2 separate regions of the Homo sapiens genome follow, and region 2 is linked to region 1. Evidence: read pairs that join two places in POLR2A ChIA-PET (ENCODE). Cell type or tissue: PC-9. All regions are shown on one strand.

What was found. Peaks named below come from ENCODE experiments on the same cell type or tissue, not always from the same donor. Only the 100,000 strongest peaks of a DNase experiment are listed, where the experiment ranks them.
Region 2: POLR2A ChIA-PET joins it to region 1 with 11 read pairs; 2 of 35 experiments call an interaction of 5 or more read pairs at or near these places.

Annotation. Positions count from the first base shown.
Region 1 is chr10:21,923,442-21,931,441 of GRCh38, forward strand. It overlaps DNAJC1 (DnaJ heat shock protein family (Hsp40) member C1), which reads right to left. Exons shown (of 12, transcript NM_022365.4): 2 at 5,599-5,700; 3 at 5,065-5,111. Among named protein-coding and RNA genes, the nearest start is that of DNAJC1, 76 kb to the right of the region's middle. In PC-9, no CTCF peak of the experiment used is centred here; DNase peaks (open chromatin) are centred at 3,250, 3,720 and 4,330; H3K27ac peaks cover 1,142 bases.
Region 2 is chr10:21,721,513-21,729,512 of GRCh38, forward strand. MLLT10 (MLLT10 histone lysine methyltransferase DOT1L cofactor) reads left to right here. Exons shown (of 23, transcript NM_001195626.3): 15 at 4,732-4,843; 16 at 6,344-6,416. It overlaps LOC107984214 (a long non-coding RNA gene), which reads right to left. Exons shown (of 2, transcript XR_001747388.2): 2 at 5,011-5,551. Among named protein-coding and RNA genes, the nearest start is that of MLLT10, 190 kb to the left of the region's middle. RefSeq lists an enhancer at 5,010-5,511. In PC-9, no CTCF peak of the experiment used is centred here; a DNase peak (open chromatin) is centred at 3,379.

The DNA of each region.
Region 1 (8,000 bases):
ACTGTATTAGGCTTTTCTATATTTAAACATATAACACTGTTAAAATGCTCTGTATTTGGGATTCATACAAACTGTTCTCAACTATTTATTAAAGCCAGATTAAGAATGTATAAATGTATGTGTTGTAAGATATAAAGAAAGAAATCTCTATGATAAAAAATATCACTAATGCTAAAAATCATAGGAAATTATAATGGCATTTTCTTGGAAATGAAAACATTAATCAATTCCACATATCCAACATATGGCCTAATGTGTGTTTATTTCACTTGATTTTCTTAAAATATACATCAAGAACATAAAATAATGGTTACATACTCATTAGTGAGTTTTATACTATAATCTGCAATTCATCAAACATATTTAGGCTAATACAAACACTGAAAAACAAATCTAAAATTTTTTCAAGTTACCAGCAGAAAAATGTACAGAAATTTAAAACGTTACAATTTTTTGAAATATAAAATAGTAATTATGAAACTAAAATTAAAAATCTGTATATTATGAAAATGAATATTTAAATAATTCTAGCATGTGCCTAATTATGAATCTTCTGTATTACAAAGCTTGAATTTTTAGTTTAAAACAATAATAACATAATTTCCACTTAGGTCACATTTTGAAACTGAATAAAAACTACTTGTACAAAGATTATAAACAGAAAACATGTCTAAATTAATTGCTGTCATTCTTCTTTGAAAAAAATATATATATGCCAAAAATTGTGGTACACTGCACTTTATTTAGGAAAGGTGCCAAAATAAATTTCCTATTCTCAGACTAATGGTTATTTTGATTCTAACACACCTGTAATCAAATTTACAATAACTAGTTAATAAATTTATAAAAGTTTAACATATTAAGGCTGAATAACTATACGTTTAACAGCATTTGTAAATGAAACGTTATTTAGTAAACTAAAAAACACATTCAACTTTTATAAATATAGTAACATGAAACAGACAAAAAATTTTAAAGTTGCACAACTGGGTTAGCAAAAGAAGACTGGTTAAAAATTCGTAATAGATTTTGAACAAAAGTAGGTATGTTAATATTACTAAAGCGCAATCTAGTATATAAATGTCATGACTAGTACTCAGTATTTTACCTCAACTAACATTCAGGGCACTCATAAAAATTTGTTGGAACATAGCTGGGCTACTATTTCCCAAAACAAGTTAGCTAAAGAGTTTAGAGAAGGCTGCTAAGCTAGGTTTTCTTACAATAACCAGGAAAACCTGTTATAGGCATGCTTTAATAATGACAGTCACTGGGTCTGAAAAATGCATAATTAGGCAAACTGTTAGGCAAGTTCCTCACTGTGTGAACATCATGGTGTACTTACACAAACCTATGTTGTATAGCTTCTACACATGTAGGCTATATGGTAGCCTACTGCTTCCAGGCTACAAACCTGTATAGCATGTTGCTGTACTGAACACTGTAGGCAATTATAACACAATGGTAAGTATTTGTCTATCTAAACTTAGAAAAGGTACAGTAAAAATACCATATTATAATCTTATGGGACTAGCACTGGGTATTTTTGTTGCTGTTGTTGTTGTTTTAGAGATGGGGTCTCACTCTCTCACTCAGGCTGGAGTACAATGGCACGATCATGGCTCACTGCAGCCTTGCAATCCTCCCATCTCAGCATCACAAGTAGCTCAAGCAATCCTCCCATCTCAGCCACCCAAGTAGTTGGGACTACAGGCATGCAACACTACACCCTGGTAATTTTTTTATTTTTTGTAGAGATAGGGTCTAGCTATGTTGCCAGGGCTGGTCTCAAACTCCTGGGCTCAAGCGATCCTCCCACCTCAGCCTCCCAAAGCGTTGGGATTACAGGTGTGAGCCACTGCGCCCAGCCAGCATTGTGTATGTGGTCCCCCATTGAGTCAAATGCCATTATGCAGTACATGACTGTATTTTCATGCTATATATGTTCTTGGGGGAGAAAAAGGCTTAAACGTTTATTCACAATTGCACTCCTAGGAATCTACCCAAGAGAAATGAAAACATATGTCCATCTGAAGATTTATGTGAATGTTCATAGAAGCCTTGCTCATCACAGCCCCAAACTGCAAACAACCCACATGTCCATCAACTGGTGAATAGATAAACGTAAGTGGTATATCCATACAATGGAATACTGTTCAGCAATAGAAAAGAATGAACTACTGGTATATGCTACAATATGGATGAATCTCAAAAACCTTATGTTAATAGAAGCCAGATACAAAAAACTACGTATTGCATGATTCCATTTATACGAACTGTCCAGAAAGGACAAATTTATAAATACACTAAATCGATCAGTAATTGCCTGGAGCTGGAGATCAGGGTGAGGAACTACGGCAAATGGGCTAAAGCTTTTTTGAAATGATGTAAATGTTCTAAAACTGGACTGTGATGATGGTTTGCACAAGCCTGTAAATTTACTAAAAAGCACTTAACTGTACACTTAAAACAGGTGACTTTTATTGTATGCAAATTATACCCAAATAAGGATGTTAAAAAATCAAACAAAACTGGCTTTTTCTTTTGAGACAGGGTCTTGCTGTGTCGCCCAGGCTAAGCACAGTGCGCAACTTCCGCCTCCGGGGTTCAAGCAATCCTCCCACCTCAGCCTCCTGAGTAGCTGGGACTATAGGCATGTGCCACCACGCCAGGCTAACTTTTGTATTTTTTGCAGAGACGAGGTTTTGTCATGTTGCCTAAGCTGGTTTCCAACTCCTGAGTTCAAGGGATCTGCCCTCCTCAGCCTCCCAAAGTGCTAGGATTACAGATGTGAGCCACTGTACCCAGCCAGCCTTTCCTTTTTTTTTTTTTTTTTAACTAAAAGTTATTTGGTTTGTTAATTTATCAATTTAACTGCTATTCCCTTTTCCAGCAAAATTCAAATAATGCATCTGATTTCAGAGAAAACACAATTATATAAAAGGGAAATAAATAGGAAACATGTCTATGACAATTTCCCAAATTACCAATTCCTGGAAGGTTACACATTTAAAAGTATTATTTAATGAATATTTATAGTAAATAACTGTGATACCAAAATGCATTTTTTCATATCAATATGTAGATAATCTTCTTTTAGAAGATAATGCTGACTGTGCTCTTTTTTTTCCTAAAGGAATTATAAACATTAAGTAATTGTCTGCAGAGATGTCTGTCTCCTGTATGTTTAAATACTCATAGGTCACCTGGCCTCAGGCACAAGCTTTAGAGGAGTGATTCTTAGCTTCATTAGTTAAGACTTTTGCCTCAAGGAAAACCAGTTACCAAAGAGTTACTTGTGCCTCAAGGGGTATAAATACTACAGCTGTTTGTGTAACTGTCACATTCATTTTTTCTATCAACTGTCTAAAATAAATGAGAGAACTAATCCTGAAGAGATGATGTTATTTATTAATAGATGATTCCATGTTAATGAAGAAACAATTTATATATGAGAAGTGATTTGTTTTGAAAAGATAGAAATAATTTTGGTAACTGAAAGAAATTACAAAGTTTATTGACTTTTAAGATAACAAACAAAAAGAAAAAAACCTCAAGCCAAAAATATTAGAAAACTAAATAAAGCTACCTTTACAGGCACATTCTTGATGTGTGAAACAAAACTAGGGCTCACAGAGAAACCAACTAGAAAATATGCACAGAATGACCAAAACTTCTTTCAACACGCTTCTTGGACTCTTTCAACACTATGGATTATCTCAAACCAGAGGAATGTCTGCTATGGTATCTGGACCAATGCCAGCCCTTGTTATAAAGTGAAGAACACTTTAAGAGAAGATCTTGAATCCCTGTGCTTTGCAATCTGACAAGCAGAGGTATTCAAATTAAACGGTTAAGATGAGAATCAAGAATGGTAGCTAACATTTTAGGATACAGACTAATTCCAGATAATACATTTGAGGAAAGATTCAGAATGTAACATAGCACAATTTATAGGGTTGTCTGGAGATGTATTACCCCCCTAGTGAAGGACACAGATATTTAGGCTGGCTTTTGCCTAAATGTCAAATAGCCAGGTGTTGTTTTGTTTTGTTTTTTACAGGTACTCTTGTATCGTAGAACATTTTCAAATTTTGGATTGTGGTCCACTAGTGTCTCATGAAATGAATTTAGTGAACCACAACCAACATTTTTAAAAAATAAATAAATAAAAAACACCAAAAGACTAGTCTAGCCTAGAATAGAAAATAATGTGTTTAACATGCAATAAGAAATATCTTGTGAAACTATTGTTTTAGTTATGTGTGTGTGTGTGCGTATGTGTTGTGGTCTGACTTAAAAAACTTAGAAGGCTGCTGAAATGATGTCTACATTCCATACATTCTGTAGGAGTAGAGGAAAGGGGCCTCTGTGTAATCTCCTCTTAAGTCACTGGCATTATAAACTACTACATAAATATATTGCCAGTCTTCTGAAAGGGGCACAGAGAAGTCTTAGAGTGAGGGGCTACCTCCACTCTGAAGTTTAACCCTGAATGCAGAATTGCCGGAGCAGAGTAAAGGAAGGGAAGGAGGCAAAAGAAATAGATGCAAGAGGCAAAGTTTTCTTTCTTCTACAGGCTTACAGAAGCTTATATAACTGGGTTATTCTGAGAGTGAGGAAATATCAAGAAAGAGTACTAACTTGACTATCACTACAGTCTAATTCAAACATTTAAGGAATGGGGGGGAAAAGCACCAAGCATCAGGCACAGATAGGAGCTATTACTGACATATGGGAAGGAATGGACATTTATTTGAATTCAGGCAGTATTTGTATCTCCCAGGGCATAAACACTCATGTTAAAAGTCGTATTAAGGAAGCCCGGACTTGCTAACATTATGACTCAAAATCCTGAAGCTTGTATGTATCAAATCAATCTAGTGAATACTTTCAATAAAATTAACTCTGCTTCAAACACACATTTTTAAAACACTGCATTTCTCGGAAGGAACAAAAATAAAATGCTAACATAATAATAAAATGTTTAAGAAGACTTAATTCTTTATAAACTGTAGCATGAAACTATAACATCTTAATTCAAAAGCAGAAATGAACACTCACCTCTGCCTTCGTTCATCATCCTTTAAAACTTCATAAATGGCCACCAACTAAAATAAAAGCATTACTTTAAAATAAAAATACTCTCAACTATAAGAAATCACATAGGAGGGTGAAGGCACTACAATACACATGCAGAAAATCCTATGTGCCTATATATACAATAAACAGATGAAATCTCCTTTATAAGTAACACTATGTTTTGGTAGTACCTTAAGAGATTAAAAATGCTTGATATCAAAATAAATCTTTGTGACAGTTACAAAAGTAATACTTATCTTAAAATGTGCATTTAGAAGCAAAAGCTGTAATTTAGACAAGAAAATTATGACAATTATGACCCTCCAAGAATTTAGAGATGCTAATACAAAATAGTAAAAATGCATTTTGTAGAAACTTGAAAAAAAATATACACTATATTTTAAACTACTACCTCATTTTCAAATGAAAATATTCCATATATAAGTGAATATTTCTACCATCGACATGTTAATACATTTGTCACAAAATATATATATAATAGCATATTTCACTTACTTGTCTAAACTGAGTTTCTGCATTTTCATCTTTATTCTTGTCTGGATGTAAAGTTAGTGAAAGCTTACGATATGCTTTTCTGATGTCTGCAGATGATGCATCCTGGAGGTGGTAGGGGGAGGGGAAAATACAAAGCAAACTTTGTCAGAAAAAGAAATTCCCAGAACCTTGTTAAGATCTGAGAAGACAGCCAACCAAGTGCAGGACCCCAGGCAATGTAATTTGAGCAATCAGTCTTAACAACCAGGCTATGCAACAAGCCTGACCCACATGACTGAACAATTATTCAATCTAATTTGGCTCTCCTCTTAACTTTTCATTACCATACAGTCATTTAAAGAAGACAGTATTTGGCGAAACTTTTCAAACACTTGCCTTCCTAAAATTAACCAATAAATCTTTTTCAGTAATTAAGAGATCAAAAAGAAACAAATTAAAAATTAATACATCGGTGTGCCTTCAAAGAAACTCTTTATTTACTGGCAAATGTTAAAGCCAATTTCTGAATCCCGGGCTAACCATATGGTTTCTCTATTATTTATATTGAGTTTATCATCTCAGCAACAACCTATGGAATCTCACTTTCACATGTCAAAAAGCATGCCTATCTGAAGGGAGTTAAATTAGCATTTATCAAAAATTATTATCATTAGAAAGAGTTAAATATACTATACTTATTTACTTAGTACTTTAAAGGGTATTTTCAATGTTGGCCAGCCTCCTCAGTCTGGTTCATACAAATAAATTTGCCCAATATTTATGTATTACTTGTATAGTTTAAATATATTTAAAAGGTTACCGTGGTTCAGTACTTAGATTAAGTGGATATTAAAATTACATTTTATATAATCCTGTGTGCACAGGTAAAATCAGACAACATCATTTTTACATGGCCAGTATAAAATGCATAATAATAACAAAGAATACACTGTCAAGTAGGGTTTAAAACTTTTTTTGAGACAGTCTGATTCTACCACCCAGGCTGGAGTGCGGCGGCACAATCTCAGCTCACTGCAACCTCCACCTCCTGGGTCCAAGAGATTCTTGTGCCTCAGCCTCCAGAGGAGCTGGAATTATAGGCATGCGCCACCACACCCAGCTAATTTTTGTATTTTTAGTAGAAATGGGGTTTCCCCAGGTTGGCCAGGCTGGTCTCGAACTCCTGACCTCAAGTGATCCAACAGCCTCGGCCTCCCAAAGTGTAGGATTACAGGTGTGAGCCACCGCGCCTGGCTGGGGTTTAAAACTTGATCTGTATTAAACTTAAAGTGTATTAAAATAACATATTAATATTGGGCAAAATGATAGTAAACTTGCTTACTAAATGTCTCTCATTTGATAGCTGACTGTCTAATTAATTCCAAAAACTATTAAGAAGTTCAAATGATGAAAACACCAAACCAAACCAACACAAAAAATCTATATACCTGGGACTAAATATTATCAATAGTTTTTAAATAGAGTTGGAGAGAGACAAAGTGAGGCTATAATTAGTCTGTCAGGCTTGTCTTTATAAACCATTATTTTTATTATCAGTTTTCTGGGGCTTGTTGCTCCAGACTAGTATGTTACCCAGGGTGTGAGTATTTTTGTGACTTGTGGAAGGCTGAGGAGCTATAAAAATTAACTAAAGTACTGCAGGTAACATGGTTGTAATTTTCATTCTACTTTGCTTAATAAAATTGACATGTTCCCTACATAGACTACAGATAATGTGGTAGAAATAAATGATTATTTAATGAAAATCTGTGATGAATCCTATTGTTGAGCAAAGACATCAAGTGTCAAATGAATAACCAATCTCTAATTGGGATTTTAATTGTAGATTTTTTTAAATTGGGACTATATAATAAACCATTCCACAAGTATATTTCATACAAAATAATAGCTATGTATTTTCTATTACAAAATTAATACATGTTCACTACAGAACATTTCTTACTTAAAAATAAAAACAACTAATAGTAACCTAAGGCATTTCCCTGCTTCCAGTCTTACCATTCTGATCCCCCAATCCTCCATTTTTCTGCCACCATATGTACCCCAAATGTAAATGTGGTCAGACGGCTCTCCTACTCTAAACCCTTGAGCAGCTACCAGGTGCCTTTGTCACTGGTGTTTTCCAATTTTTTTAGCCTTATCTCCCACCCTCTTGGCTCATCCTCCTGGTCCCCCAGATTATTACACCTTAGGATACACAGTTCACCAATGTCATGTTGTTTTTCACCCAGCTACAGATACAGACAGCTCTCTTCTAAGGAACAGGGCTCTGTTTCTTATACACAAATATTGCCTGACTATTTTCCTCTTGAGAATCTATCCAGTTGAGTTATTTTGCCAATAAATTCTACCTCAAGTAGATACGGTGAAAAACATGAAGATTTTCTTATCTACAAAGACAT
Region 2 (8,000 bases), 200 kb before region 1:
ACTTTATAAACAAGCTCTTTTAAAACATCTCTGTGGTCATAGGCAGATATTTGAAAATATAAGAGGTAAACTCTTAATAACAGGAGAAATTATAAGCTGAAATATATTTTTATCTTAATATTTTAATATGGTATGCCAGTCTACTTAGGAAATACTAAGTTTCTTTTATTTGTTTTGAGTTTGAATACTGCCTTGGTAGAGACTTGCAGACGTTTAATATATTAAGTTATTCTAAATTTGCTAAGGATATTCTTTAACTCAGACACCTGAACATATATTGTTTAAAAGTGACTTAAGCTTAGTTCAATAATTATTCAATTTATTCTTAATCTACTGGTCTTTCAGTCTATCTTGTAAAATAATTACACTTCTCTTAATGAGGTTTTTACTAGAGTGTTACAATAAATGTTAGATAACATCTTGAGCAGAAGTGATTTTTATCAGTTATTGGTCTTGGGAAAGGGGAAGGATTCCTCTTTAAGATATTATATGAAGGATGTATACATCCATATATGTATATATAATCCTATATATTCTTATATATATTATCCTTACATAAAGAGGAATCTTTCAAATATATATATAAACTTAAGTTTGTTATGGCAGTTTTCTTAATTTGAAATAATTTTCGATATATAGAAAAGTTACAAGGACAGTACAGAGAGTTAGATATATCATGGATATCCTTCACTCAGCCTCCCCTAGTGTTAACTTATATTCTTACAGTACCAGCAGATCCAAGGAGAGTGTCTATTCACAATAGCCGTTCTCCTTACCTGGGCAGGTTAAGATTGAAATGTCATATAATAGGTACTTCTTTTCCAAAAAGAATTTCTAGTCTTTGTACCAGATCTTCTGAAACAGTCTTCTGGTATATTAGTAATTTGCTTTCAATGCACTTTTCAAAATCCGTTTCCAAAGTATGCTGTAGAGAAGTATGTGTATGTTAATGTTTCCTTTATTTCTTATTCCAGTTTTTTTTAATACAAAAGCTTTCATGCCCTTGATGCTTCATAACCCTTATTTCTTTGGGTTAACATGGACTTTCTTCCTTTCCCCTGAATCTTAATGCTTTTGCTTATTAATGGCAGCAAAGGTTTTTGAGTCTATGAAACGCCAGACACTGTGTGTGCTCTCTTCAGTAAGCCGTCTTCCTCTTCTGCATCTTCAGTGCTAATAAGCTGTGGGATCTTTCCACTAAAAGGTGGGGGTTTCTTGGCTTGGAGGTACCCAGTCTTTCCGAAAGACTCATCAAGGGTCCCAGTATTAACTGTTCCAAACATCAGTTAAGAAATGTAGGCTAAGCAGTGACAGTCATTTGTGTAGTCTTTGGTATCTCATCTTACCAACCTTAAAATGATGACGTTCATGATTTCAGTTTCCCAGCAGAAATTAATATGGAATGTAGTAGATGTTTTTATACACCAAAATGACTCTATCTGGTAAAATTAATAACTTTTAATTTCTCTTTTGAAAGTCTCTTGTTTAGATAAATGCCTTTACTAGAAAAACAACTACCACATTAATTTTAGCTAACCCGTTTGGGAAATTGGTCATTTCCAATAATACTTTCATTTATTGTATCAACTTTTGCCAGCCATCTTTTAAAAATAGATACTTTCCTTCTTTAGCATACGCTAAAGATACTTTATCTTTTTTTGATGATCATCATTATGCAAATTAGTTGTTGTGCCATACTCCTTTCTATTTTGATCTTTAGTATATATAGATCTAATAGATAGGGAAACTAAGATAATTCAGAGACTAGATCAAGAAAATGCCACCCCTCTGAAATTTGAAGCTAATAAGGATAAATATTAATATAAAGCCCTTGGCAGAAGGAACCCTTCCTAAAAAAGAGTATATTTCTAGTTCTAGTGAGAGTTGGATCTTTGGATTCTTATCTAAGGCAAGTGATGAGACTGATAATTGAAAGCAAAAAGGTATTCCAAGTGATATATTGATATGTCACATAGATGACTGCATGAACGAGAGTCAAAAGGCTGGGAGTGTTTCCTTGCTTTGGAAGTGCTAAGGCATCTAGAAGTACACTTTATAAAGTTAATAATAAACTAAAATGAGAATGCTATCCTCAGTGTCTTCTTGGAGGACCACCGTATCCGCATTCTGTACTGTGTTTTCTCTGTTGGTCCTATTTTTCTCTGCCCTGTCCTGTGGTCAGCTGTTACTTCTTGGTGTCAACAGACTGTCTCGAGATAAGACTGTTTCTTCCTCCTTCTAATTAATTTTCCATTTCTAATCTATTAAATGTGTAGTGGATCTTTTTTAGAATTGTATCTACAGTAAGAGTAAATTGGCTCTACAAAAGCTATTTTTAAGTATTAGGATCTGAGACGTCAACAGATGGGACTGGTAATATCTGTTTTTTCTGTTGAATTGTTTGTATTTTTCTTATTCTATATTGTTTTATTAATAGCTAAGATTCCCAAAGAATTGACTTCTGGAGAGAGAAAAAAATCTTAACTGTATCTCTGTTTATGAATTGTGTGTTTTATGTGCCCTCTACTACTAAATACATGGTAAGTGAACAGCACGATCTTCATGTTGAAGTTATAACTTACCTTTTCCCGAGGGACAGTTGATTGTTAAACAGGACTGAAGAGTACCAACTTACTGACTTTGTCTGCATATTTTTAATAAGAGGAAAAACAAAACCCAGAAATTGACAGATTTAATTTACACATTAAAGTGTGAACTATAAAATACACGCTTTGAGATAATAGAAAGCAAGGATGGTACATCCCAGAAACTGTTTCCGTGAACCATAAACGCACATTTTCATGCTTTGTAAGTGGGCTGAAGGCCAAGATGCAATGTCATGATGTGAGTCTGTCCAGAAATACAGCTTCTTCTCTGTGTTATTTTGCTTACAACTACTGTGTTGTCTTAGTCTCTTGTGTGCAGTTATACATATCCAAATGTCCCCCATCTTTTGTTCTTGTTATTCAGCTTCTTTACGATAGAAGTGCTTTAGTTCTTTGCCGATATTTTCAAGAGTTTTGTTCTGAAATAACTGCAATGATTTTAGTTTATAAAAGCTTCAGTTTGATTTCATTCATGAAAAAGAAGAACAATTCTACTTTAACATTTGTGGTTCTGTTAAATCTGAGAATTATTTCAGGCCACTGAGAGTCTTCTGTGAGTAACAGCATTTTGTATACAAGAGATTTGCCTCCAAAATGTCAAATTTTAAGGTCATAATATTCTTGGAAAGTGGGAGAGAGCATGCACATCAAAGAAAGCATTTTTATTACAGTGGATTACGCAATACTTTGGCCAGCCTCCTTAGCTTCATCTGTTTAAGGGTTCATTTTCGCTTGTTTGGCACAGGTCCCAGTGAGGCCTTCAGAATTGTGGTTAGCAACATGAATGAATTACAAACTTTGGACGAGCTCTTCAGTTAGTAGAGCTGGCTTGCTGCCAAAAAGACAGTGCCTTATATGGGGTCAGGGCAAAGCTGTGATTCGTTGAGTCCTGCATTGTATAGAAAACATACTTGGGATGCCTGTTTGCTTTCTTTTAAAATAAAAACAAAACAAAACAGAAAAAGCAGCAGGCTTCCAAGTCTATCAAAATAGGAAGTAACAAAATAGTGTGCAGGTTTTACTAATGACAGAGTTAAGCAATGGAAATACAGCTCCCTGTAGCTAAAATACTAGAAGTAAAAGTTGGACTTTTGACCTCCTTAGCCAGCTTGTGATATGAGAGATTGAAGCATTTGGTTAGATACCTGTTGTCTTCCTGCTTTTATGTTTCAGATGGCTTAATAAGATTAATTAGTCTCATGTCCACATGGTTGCTGTGCCACTGGGGTTTGGTATCAGCTAGATATGTTGAAAATTAAAAGCAGGAATAGTTACCTTCCAACGTGCCAGTTCTTCTTTTTTAAAAATTTGTAGTTATGGCCAGGCGCGGTGGCTCACGCCTATAATCCCAGCTCTTTGGGAGGCCGAGGCGGGTGGATCACCTGAGGTCAGGAGTTTGAGACTAACCTGGCCAACATGGTGAAACTCCGTCTGTACTAAAAATACAAAAAATTTAGCTGGGCGTGGTGGCGGGCGCCTCCTGTAATCCCAGCCACTGGGAAGTCTGAGGCAGAATTGCTTGAACCCTAGAGGCGGAGGTTGCAGTGAGCCGAGAACGCGCCATTGCACTCCAGCCTGGGTAAGAGTGAAACTCTTTCTCAAAAAAAAAAAAAAAAAAATTGTAGTTACGTAACTTTTTTTTTTTTTTTTGAGACGGAGTCTCGCTCTGTCGCCCAGGCTGGAGTGCAGTGGCGTGATCTCCTCTCACTGCAAGCTCCACCTCCTGGGTTCACGCCATTCTCCTGCCTCAGCCTCCCGAGTAGCTGGGACTACAGGCGCCCGCCACCATGCACGGCTAATTTTTTGTATTTTTAGTAGAGACGGGGGTTTCACCATGTTACCCAGGATGGTCTCGATCTCCTGATCTCGTGATCTGCCCACGTCAGCCTCCCAAAGTGCTGGGATTACAGGCGTGAGCCACCGCGCCCGGCCTAGTTATGTAACTTTTAAAAAATTGACATGTTGAATGGTAAAACAAGTAAGAACGAAATTTGCTTTTCAGAAGGTCACAAATTTTGCTTATATTCTTAGGTTGGAGAATATAATTACTAGATCTATTAGAAGGGAAAACTTTTAATATATTTTCACATATAATTCATTTATCATTGTAATTTTTTCCATTTAGGCAAATACTCTATCTGGATCTTCTCTCAGTCAGGCACCATCTCATATGTATGGCAATAGATCAAATTCATCAATGGCAGCTCTTATAGCTCAGTCTGAAAACAATCAAACAGGTAAGTTTTCAAGAATTACTAACTCTAAAACCCTACTCTCACCTACTTTAATTTTTTTCCCCTTTTGGTTCATTTTATTTGAAAACATGCAGGGATGTGGTTAGTAGAGGATTTGTACTTTAAAAAAATATTCACAGTTGGAAAATGTTAAATATTTCAGGTGCTGGTTATGTTAACTAGCTTGATTTTATTATTCCACATTACATTCATATATCATAACATCAATTTGTACTCCAAATTTATATAATTACAAACTGTCAATTTACAATAAAAAAGAATCACAGTTGGAAGTAAATAGTATGCTGTGCTGCAAAATAGCAATGTCCTTTTTTTTTTTTTTTTTTTTTTTTTATTGTCTGAAATGGAAATGTTTCAACAGAGCCATCAGCAAGCAGGAATGCAGCAGTGTCTCCTGTGACTTTTGTGATTGATGTGTTCAGTTCTCAGTTCTATGCAATGAAAGTAACATAACACTGGGCTTTTCTGTGAATAGCCTAAACCTTTATTTGCATAATTCATGAAATTGTATTACACAAACTTGGTTAAAAAAATCCTGTTAGAGAATTTCTGCAGTGTTTAGTAATCCTGTGAATGTTCACCAGTTGACGTTTTGTCGCATTTGTCTCTTGTACTGTCTTAATGAGCCACTGGATTTGCTTTGTTTCATTGCATCCTTAAGGATTGGTTGACATGTCCAAGTAGTCATGCCTGTTTGGGGGAAGGGAATGGATTTAGCAGTTCACCAAGAATGGATCAGTCTGTCTTTACCGTTTAAGGGTCAGAGGTTACCTGACTCAGAATAAGGGGAGGACAACCTTGAAAGAGGCCAGATAAGGTGATTTTTATAAGGAACTAACTGCAGGGGAAATACAAGTTACTTTCCAAGCAGAGATATATGATATTACCTAAGGAATATTTTGAAAAGTTAATTTTTTTCTTTAAAATTCAGGATTCTGTATTCCTACTTGTTTTTGTCAATTTGGAAATTTAGTGTTTTATGTAATTTTATTCTTGGTGTAAGGCTCTAGTGTCTAACACCATAATTTTAGTCTTGGTGTGCAGCTCTATGTAAATGTGTTTTATGGCTTGTCTTGGGATGCAAAGTGTTAAAAAATACAAAGCATACGGATTTGCTGTGATAAGCATACAGATTAGCTGTCCACAGCTGTGATTCATTACTTTAACCGTAGAAATTAAAAGTGGCTGAGGGGAGGGTACAGCAAATGCAAACCACGCTTCTGTGCTGTAAAATTGAAAGGAATGAAAGAACAGAACATAATCCATGGCCTTCTACACCCACAAAAACGTGTAGGGACAACGCCTTACATGCCACAGTTCAGCAATTCTGAACTAGCAACATGCTAGATCTTCTATTTTCGTGGGAACTGCAAAGATAGTGGTAAAGGTTTAATGTATGTTTTAGGAAAAATCAGGGCAAGAGTTTAAAACCTCTTATCTAGTGAGAGTCACTTTATCAGCTCTGAAATATTTACACTACAGATCAAGATCTTGGAGACAATAGCCGCAACCTAGTTGGCAGAGGAAGCTCACCCCGAGGAAGTCTCTCGCCACGGTAAGCGCTATTTACACTGCAAAGTATAGGCAAAGGAAACGTTTGAGATTTGGAAACTTTCTTATCTCATATCAGTAGAGTGTACATTTGTGAGGCTATAAAAGCATTCTACAGATAAGAAGCATGTCTAGACAAGAAAAATGATTCTAAATTAATTTAAATATTAATTTAAACACCATTAGATTTCTAAGTAAAACAAATCCCTTTCCTTTGGTTTCCAATCAGTTCGAACTCTCTTGTATTTATTACCTGTATACTGATTTGAGTAATTCTTTTTGATCATAAAATAGTTTTAAGATCTCTTAAAGTTGTAGACCCAAGACTTTCAAGTTTGGGTTCCAGTTTTAGCTCTGTTCTGTGTAGCACTTAATCCCTTAGTCTCTAGTTCCTAATTCAGTAAAGTCGTGTGGTAGATCACTAAACTCCTACTAGTTCTTAAATTGTTTGAATCAGTTATAGCAAATGTATTACAAGTTTTTTGAAATCATTTTATGACAGTATTCAGGTACCATTTATTAAAATCTAATTAATATATTTGGGGTTATCAAACTGCATATTCCTTCTGTTCTAAATGGGGAGAATGTGGTATGAGATACTGTGTCTGCTTGTAGGGGAGAATGGAACTTTGGTGATAGCTATCTCCTTATTAATTTTATTTCCCTTCTGTGCGTTCTCTTTGTTTTCTCCATGTTCTCTAATTTAGGAACCCTCCCTCAAGCATGGTGTTAGACTGGGTGACAATGGAGAGTAAGAGAAAAGCCCATTCTAGGGTCTTTCTTCCAAGAATGGGAGAAACGTGATTAAAAATGAAAACTTTGGTCAGGCGTGGTGGCTCATGTCTATAATCCCAGCGCTTTGGGAGGCCAAGTTTGGAGGATTGCTTGAGGCCTGGAGTTCAAGACCAGCCTGGGCAACATGCCAAGACTCCATGTCTACAATTTTTTTTTTTTTTTTTTCCAAAATGAACTTTTTCATGTGATGACAGATCATGAATAACAGTATTGCTGATATATTTGGGGAATGTCTGTTAAGGAACATCTTCTTTATCCTAAAGATTAGTTCAGTAACCACTAATTTCATTTTCTAATGGTACATCTAGTGATGCCTTTTTTTCTGTATAATTCCTGGGTGAACTAAAAGTAGTATTGTTTTCCCTGATTGAACTCTGCAGAAAATCAAATATCCATTCTTTGGAAACCAGGAATCTGAAGAACAATGATAACATGATCTGACTAGTCTGTGATTTTATGCTGTGATTAATTCTATGTTGTTTTTCTTTTCAAAGAAGAAAGTTAATGTTTGCTCAGTGTTTAGTGGAAGAAGCATTTCTCTGTTGCCCTTTTAAACTTAAAATATTACAAGCTACCGAGAATTATTAAGAAAGTGCTATTTTGCTTAATATAGTTTTTCCTTTTCATTAGTTAAATGGGACTTAACAAATGGTACTAAATTATTTTTAGCATATTATTTCCAACTTTATATTACTCTTTAGAAATCAGCCTGAGATGTAACAGCCTAAATTATCCTGGTATAGTGTACTATTTGCAGAGGGATGGCCAACTGTATGTGGCCCATAATGTTTAC